Regions from separate parts of the Homo sapiens genome. Here region 1 is linked to region 2. Evidence: read pairs that join two places in POLR2A ChIA-PET (ENCODE). Cell type or tissue: MCF 10A. All regions are shown on one strand. Region 1 overlaps BIRC6 (baculoviral IAP repeat containing 6). Region 2 overlaps BIRC6 (baculoviral IAP repeat containing 6).

Region 1 (4,000 bases), 180 kb before region 2:
GGCTATCAATCAAATGATTAAGTTTCTATGGAAAGGCAAAATACGTAGCATAGCCAGCACAACATTGAAGAACAAAGTCAGAGGACTGACACTATATGACTTGACCACCTGACTATAATGCTGCGACAATTAAGACAATGTGGTACTCACGAAAGAATAAACAAATAGATCAGTGAAACAAAACTGGGAATAAAAATCTGTATGTGAATGTTTATAGCAGATCTATTCATAAATGCCAAAAAAAGGAAGCAATCAAGATGTTCTTCAAAAGGTGAATGAATAAACACTTACATGTTCATACAATGGAATATTTTTCAGCGATAAAAAAGGAAGCAGCCACCAAGCCATGAAAACACATGGACAAAACTTAAATGTATATTATTAAATGAAAGAAGCCAATCTAAAAGGCTAGATCTTATGATTACAACTATATGACATTCTGAAAAAGGCACAACTATGGAGACAGTACAAAGAACAGTGGTTACCAGAGGTCTGGGGATTAGGAAGGGATGCAGGATTAATAGAATTTCTTAGGGCAGTAAACTCTTCTGTGTGATCCTGTCATGGTGGAATACATAAAATTGCGCATTTGTCAAAACCCACACAACTGTAGAACATAAAGAGCGAACTCGAATTTCAACTATAAATTTAGTTAAAAATAACATACCACTATTAGTTCATCAATTATATGTACTACACTAATGCAAAATATGAATAAGTAAACTGTGAGTAGGAACTGCATATATGGGAACTCTGTACTATCTGCTCAATTTTCTGTGAACCTAAAAATACTCAACAGCAATTTAGATAAAATTATAAAAGAATACAAGTAATACAAGATATGTTTATGTTTTAAAAATTAAATTATTATGAAGGTATTAAGAACAACCAAAACCACAAAATGAGAATCTTCTTCTCCATACATGAATAATGAAGACAGTCTAGCATGCTAAAGTTCAATAAGGAAGAGAAGGGGAAAAAGAGATCCCACAAATTTGCAAGCACAAATATAACTGATAATTCCAATTGTTAAAATCTAGAAATAATAATAATTTTATTTTTTTTTAAGTTGGAGTCTCACTCTGTCACTCAGGCTGGAGTGCAATGGCATGATCTCGGCTCACTGCAACCTTCACCTCCCGGGTTCAACCAATTCTCCTGCCTCAGCCTCCCGAGTAGCTGCGATTACAGGGGCCCACCACCACGCCTGGCTAGTTTTTGTATTTTTAGTAAAGACGGGGTTTCACCATGTTGGCCAGGCTGGTCTCGAACTCCTGACCTCGTGATCCGCCCGCCTCAGCCTCCCAAAGCGCTGGGATTATAGGCGTGAGCACTGCCCCCAGCAAAATCTAGAAATAAATAAATAAATATATATATATATATACATGATTAAAGCATTATTTCTTCATATAAACATAAAAGATAATCCCAGAAACTTTAAAAAAAACTTTAGGTTCAAAAAAAACCTTGAATATAATTTACAACTAAAAAAAAATCAAAATAAAATGAAATCGAACGATTTCAAATTTCATAATTAATGAATACTAATTAGAAAGTATATCACTCATGAGCGGGCACAGTGGCTCATGCCTGTAATCCCAGATATTTGGGAGGCCGAGGTGGGCAGATCATTTGAGGTCAGAAGTTGCAGACCTGCCTGGTTAACATGGTGAAACCCAGCCTCTACTAAAAATACAAAAATTAACCAGGCGTGCTGACACGCCTGTAGACCCAGCTACTCAGGTCGCTGAGGCAGGAGAATCACTTGAGCTTGGGAAGTGGAGGTTGCAGTGAGCCAAGATCGTGCCACTGTCCTCCAGCCTGGGCAACAGAGCTAGACTCCATCTCAAAAAAAGAAAAAAGAAAAAAAAAAAAAAGTATGTTACTTGGAGGTCAATTTTTTTTTTTTTGAGATGTAGTCTCACTCCGTCACCCAGGCTGCAGTGCAATGGCATGGTCTCGGCTCACTGCAACCTCTGTCTCCCGGGTACAAGTTACTCTCCAGCCTCAGCCTCCCAAGTAGCTGGGACTACAGGCACGTGCCACCACGCCCGGCTAATTTTTGTATTTTTAGTAGAGATGGGGTTTCACTATGTTGGCCAGGCTGGTCTCGACCTCCTGACCTCGTGATCCACCCGCCTCGGCCTCCCAAAGTGCTGGGATTACAGGTGTGAGCCACCGCCCCCGGCCTACTTGCAGGTCAATTTATAAAGCACGAGATGTTGCATAAAAAAAAAAAAGTCGGGCACAGTGGCTTATGTATGCAATCCCAGTGACTCAGGAGGCTGAGACAAGAGGATTGCTTAAGGCCAGGAGTTTTGAAACTAGCCTGGGCAACATAATGAGAACCTATTTCTACAAAAAATTTTAAAACTTAGCTGGGCATGGTGGCAGGTGCCTGTAGTCCCAGCTAATCAGGAGGATGTTTGAGCCTAAGAATTGAAGGCTGCAGTGCCCTATGAGCACACCACTGCACTCCAGCCCGGGTGGCAGAGAAGACTATGACTGAAGAAGAAAAAAGAAAAAATATATAGTTACATTATATTCACATGTAAACAAAAGGGCATAGAGAAAACAACACAGCTCCTCTGAAATAAATGAAACATGCTATTCCCTCTTATTTAACTGGTATATATTTTACTCTATTGAGTTAGCATTAGGAGAGGCCAACTGGGAATCTTACATTATGGAAATAGAAGAAGATATTCTCTTCATATCAAGGAGTATGAAGGCAAAAGCTAGCAAAACAAGGTAATAATAAGCACTGGCACACGAGACTGGGAATAGTCCAAAAAATGTGAGAGATAAAATTGTGTGTTTATTTTACAAAAATCTTTAAAATTTTAAAAAGAACTTTAAATTTCATTACTGTACTTTAAAAAATATCTCAAGATATCAAATTTCTTCATTTTAAACTAAAAATATCAAGTTTTTTGTATTTCTGTATTTTTCTTGACAACCATTAGTTACGTAAGTATGCTTTTCTTTAAGTCAAATTCTATATTAATGCATATGACAATCTATGCCTATGTCTGGAACCTGACATGTGTTATTTATATCGGATTTATTATTATTGTTGTCATTATTTTTTTGAGATGAAGTCTCACCCTGTTGCCCAGGCTGGAGTGCAGTGGCGTGATCTCGGCTCACTGCAACCTCCGCCTCCCGGGTTCAGGCAATTCTCCTGCCTCAGCCTTCCAAGCAGCTGGGATAACAGGCACCCGCCACTACACCTGGCTAATTTTTTTGTATTTTCAGTAGAGACAGGGTTTCACCATGTTGGCCAGGCAAACCCTTGAACTCAGGTGATCCACCGGCCTTGGCCTCCCAAAGTGCTGGGATTACAGGTGTGAGCCACTGTGCCGGCCTTATTTTTTTTTTTTTTTTAAAGATTTTGAAGACCCCCCCAACCAAGAGGAGAACTTGGAAAACTAATGTAGAGCTGATTTATGCTCTCCTTTTAAGACATGTGCTTTTATTGTAAATTAATGTGTACCGGTGGTCAGCAAGCAACAAGAATGGATAAAGATAATAAACCCTTAATAAAAACCTGCCTGTTAAAGCACAAAACAACATAAAAACTACTTCAATCTTGAATTCTTTCATTCTATTTTTGCCATGAAGAGCTTCATCAGAAAACCCTTAGATGTCTTCAAATTTAGCTCCTTTACACATACTTCATTGTTATTACAGGATTCAATGTGCGCCTGCCTGACAAAGAACAGAGGCACAACACGCTGTTATGCAACACCATGTCTCCAAGTGCAGCTTGCAGCTCCTTTACTCAGCAAGCACCAAATGCATGTTTAATCAGTGTTACAGCTTACAACCAGGCAAGTGAAGTCACTATCCTTCCAATCCTCAAAAGGGCCTGTTTGCTGATTTATGCATAGCTTGAAGACTATCTTGGAATTGTCATCAACAGCTACAGATGCGGGTGTGTGACATTACAAAACTTATGCCAATAAACAATTTTTTTCATTTTTATAGTAGTAACTGG
Region 2 (4,000 bases):
ATATATTCTAGGTATGCATTTACCTGTTCTGTCCATAGTTTTCTGCCGTAATATTATATAGTCCATTGCCTGTGGACTGACAGAATGTCATGGTATTGTAGAAAACTTTGCTTCTGATCAAGAAAAGTATTTCAAAGCAAAAAAAAAAAAAAATCTTTTTTCCACTGGTCTTACTGTGTATCATCCTGATGAAGCTGGCCTGGCAGAAAAGCTCAATGGCCTACTAAAGACTCATTTTCAACGCTAACCGAAAGAGACATGCTGAAAGGTTATGGAGTTCTACCTTACAAGATGAAGCATATGCTTTGAATCAACCAAAAATGTATGATACAGTTTCTCTGGGCATGCCCACTATTATATTTAATAAACTCATTCACAGATTTTTTTTAAAGCTTTCAGCTCTACAGGTCTTACTCCCAAGGGAGGAATGTTCCAGCAGGGGTACAACAACACTTCCATTGAAGTGGGTGTTGAGATTGCTACCCAGCAACTTTGAGGTCCTCTTGCCACTGAATAAATAGTCAAAGAAGTTCTACTAGTTTGTATGACTGGAACTGACAAGCGGAAACCTGGATTGATGCTAAGTAACAGGGGCAAGGAGAACTTATGCAGAACCCAAGAGATTCTCTAGGATGCCCCTTAGTACTTCCAAGTCCAATAGTAAAGATGAAGTAACAATTACAACTTAAAATACAGCACCAGCTGGGCTTGGTGGCTCAAACCTGTAATCCCAGCACTTTGGGAGGCCAAGACGGTTGGATCACCTGAGGTCAGGAGTTCAAGACCAGCCTGGCCAACACAGTGAAACCCCGTCTCTACTAAAATACAAAAAATTAGCCAGGTGTGGTGGCCCGTGCCTATAGTCCCAGCTACTGGGGAGACTGAGGCAGGAGAATGACTTGAACCCAGAAGGCGGAGGTTGCAGTGAGCTGAGATCACTGCACTCCAGCCTGGGTGACAAAGTGAGACTCCATCTCAAAAAATAAAATAAAATAAAGACACAGCACCAGTGAGGATTCAGATTCTTCAAGAATGAAGATGGGTCGTTCATGTACGTAAAGAATCCTGACCAGTTGAGATGCTGAATGATGACAGAGCTAATAAGGAACAGGTAATACAAAAAAAAGAAATTAGATATCTTCTTGACTATTATACATCCTCTTGACCAATATATCCTCTTGACCATTATAAACTGAGGACTAGGCTCACGCCTGGAATCCCACCACTTTGGGAGGCCAAGGTGGGCAGATCACACGGTCAGGAGTTCAAGACCAGCCTGACCAACATGGTGAAACCGTCTCTACTAAAAATACAAAAGTTAGCCAGGCGTGGTGGCACGCGCCTGTAATCGCAGCTACTCGGGAGGCTGAGGCAGGAGAACCACCTGAACCCAGGAGGTGGAACTTGCAGTGAGCCGAGATCACACCACTGCACTCCAGCCTGGGTGACAGAGACAGACTCCGTCTAAGAAAAAAAAATTAAATTAAAAAATTAAATAAACTGAGGACCAGGCCACGTGCGGTGGCTCACACCTGTAACCCCAGCATTTTGGGAGGCCAAGGTGGGTGGATCATGAGGTCAGGAGTTCGAGACCAGCCTGACCAACATAGTGAAACCCCATGTCTATTAAAAATGCAAAAAGTAGCCAGGCATGGTGGTGCACATCTGTAATCCCAGCTACTCAGGAGGCTGAGGCAGGAGAACTGCTTGAACCCAGGAGACGGACGTTGCAGTGAGCCAAGATCGCACCACTGCACTCCAGCCTGGGCAACAGCACAAGACCCCATCTCCAAAAATAAAAATAAATTTTTTAAAAAGCATAATAGTTTTGTTATATGAAAGTTCAAATATATAAAGTGTGAATGGAGATGCTGAGTAGCCAAAGGGGTAGACTGTGCAGTTAATTAAACTGTTGTCTCTGAGCTCCAAATCTACCCTTTAATTCTCTGCTCTATCAGGTTGGGGCTAGGACTCTGCATACTGTATTTCCTCTTTTCAACCAGTTTCCTGGCTTTTAGGTTCTCCCAGCAACAGCACAGGAAGGAAACTGGAAAGAAAGATGAAGAAAGACTTGCTCCTTCTTATTTACTGGCCATTGCCATCAGCACTGTTTCAGCAAAGGACATGATGCAGTAGTTGATTCTTCCAGTCTTCAGCATTTTGTTTTGGTTTGGTTGTTTTAGCATTCCGAGATCCAGTTTCATAGAGTTCCCTCAGAGGTACTACCATCAGTCAAGTAGCATCTCTCTTCAGAGATCTGAGTCCCAGTTTTGCAACGCCCTCGTCCAAGCTCCTGAGTTACCAACTGGGTAGCACTTCCTAGTCCCAGATCCACGGGGCCTATTCTCTAAGTTTCTAGGTTCTGATAACCCCTAATCTCTACTCTTTGTTCCTCCAGACCTAGGTGAAAACTGCTTCCTATAGTTATCTCTGTTATCTCAGGATCTCCTTTTCACTTTTTCAGTTTTCAAACACCAGTTAATTTCTTACAATAAATTATCTCTGTTGAAACTCATAGGACAGTTTCTGTTTTCCTAAATAAAATGCCCCATCAATAGAGTAAGGTATAATACAATCATGACAAATCTACAAAAAAAAATTCAATGCAACTACTAAGAAGAACATAGATGATCTCTGAGGATATGAGAAGATATCCAAGACAAATTCTTGAGTGAAAAAAAGCAAGGTGGCCAGGCACGGTGGCTCACACCTGTAATCCCAACACTTTGGGAGGCCGAGATGGGTGAATCACGAGGTTAAGAGCTCAAGACAAGCCTGGCCAACATAGTGAAACCCAATTTCTACTAAAAATACAAAAATTAGCCAGGCATGGTGGCGTGTGCCTATAATCCCAGCTACTCGGGAGGCTGAGGCAGGAGAATAGCTTGAATCCACGAGGCGGAGGTTGCAGTGAGATAAGATCACACCACTGCACTCCAGCCTAGGTTACAGAGTGAGACTCTGTCTCGAACCAAAAAAAAAAAAAAAAAAGAGCCAGGTGCAGTGGTTCACACCTGTAATCCCAGCACTCTAGGAGGCCAAGGCAGGCAGATCACCTGAGGTCGGGAGTTCGCCACCTGCCTGACCAACATGGCGAAACCCTGTCTCTACTAAAAAATACAAAATTTGCCAGGCGTGGTGGCGCACGCCTGTAATCCCAGCTACTCAGGAGACTGAGGCAGGAGAATCACTTGAACCCGGGAGGCAGAGGTTGCAGTGAGCCGAGATTGTGCCATTGCGCTGCAGCCTGGGAAACAAGAGCAAAACTCTGTCTCAAAAGAAAAAATAAAAGAAAAAAAGCAAGGTATATCATAACACAATATTAGTATATTTTAGTATAGTTACAACTGCACTTGAGAAAAATCTTTGCAAATGCCCAAGTTACTTATAGGAAAATGGCTTTTACCTTCTACCTTATATCCTTCAATAACAGGGAAGTTTGATATGCAGTATAACTTAGAAAAGGCCTTAAAAGAAAAATCTGGAGGAAATTAATAAAAATATACCCAAGGATTTAATTGAAAGCACTGTCTCTCATATACATCCCAGTATGCCAAAAAATTTCAGAGAAAGCACAAAATGGCTCAATTTCCAAAGACATAGTCCATTCTTATCCAAGCATCCAAGCTCACAACCTAACAAGGAAGCTTCTTTCATCAGCCTCTTGACCAATCCAGGTCCATCAGGCACTAAGAAAGATTTAAGGAAGCATCAGAAAACACAATAAGCAAAATAGTTCCCACAAACTGAAGTTAAGCTTCGATTAAGAAGTTTCAAAGTTTCAACTTTTTTCTTTTTTTTTGGGCAACAGAGTCTCACTCTTTCCCCCAGGCTGTAGTGCAGTGGCGCAATCTCTGCAATCTCAGCTAACTCCGCCTCCTGGGTTCAAGTGATTCTCATGTCTCAGCCTCCAAGTAGCTGGGATTACAGGCGCCTGCCACCACGCCTGGCTAATTTTAGTATTTTTAATAGAGATGGGGTTTCGCCATGTTGGCCAGGC

The links. Peaks named below come from ENCODE experiments on the same cell type or tissue, not always from the same donor. Only the 100,000 strongest peaks of a DNase experiment are listed, where the experiment ranks them.
Region 1: POLR2A ChIA-PET joins it to region 2 with 5 read pairs; 2 of 35 experiments call an interaction of 5 or more read pairs at or near these places.

The regions. Positions count from the first base shown.
Region 1 is chr2:32,559,108-32,563,107 of GRCh38, reverse strand. The region is part of intron 65 of BIRC6 (baculoviral IAP repeat containing 6); the gene reads right to left. All of the region lies in intron 1 of BIRC6-AS2 (BIRC6 antisense RNA 2), which reads left to right. Among named protein-coding and RNA genes, the nearest start is that of BIRC6-AS2, 14 kb to the left of the region's middle. In MCF 10A, no CTCF peak of the experiment used is centred here; a DNase peak (open chromatin) is centred at 2,277.
Region 2 is chr2:32,380,532-32,384,531 of GRCh38, reverse strand. The region is part of intron 3 of BIRC6 (baculoviral IAP repeat containing 6); the gene reads right to left. Among named protein-coding and RNA genes, the nearest start is that of BIRC6, 26 kb to the right of the region's middle. In MCF 10A, no CTCF peak of the experiment used is centred here; no DNase peak of the experiment used is centred here.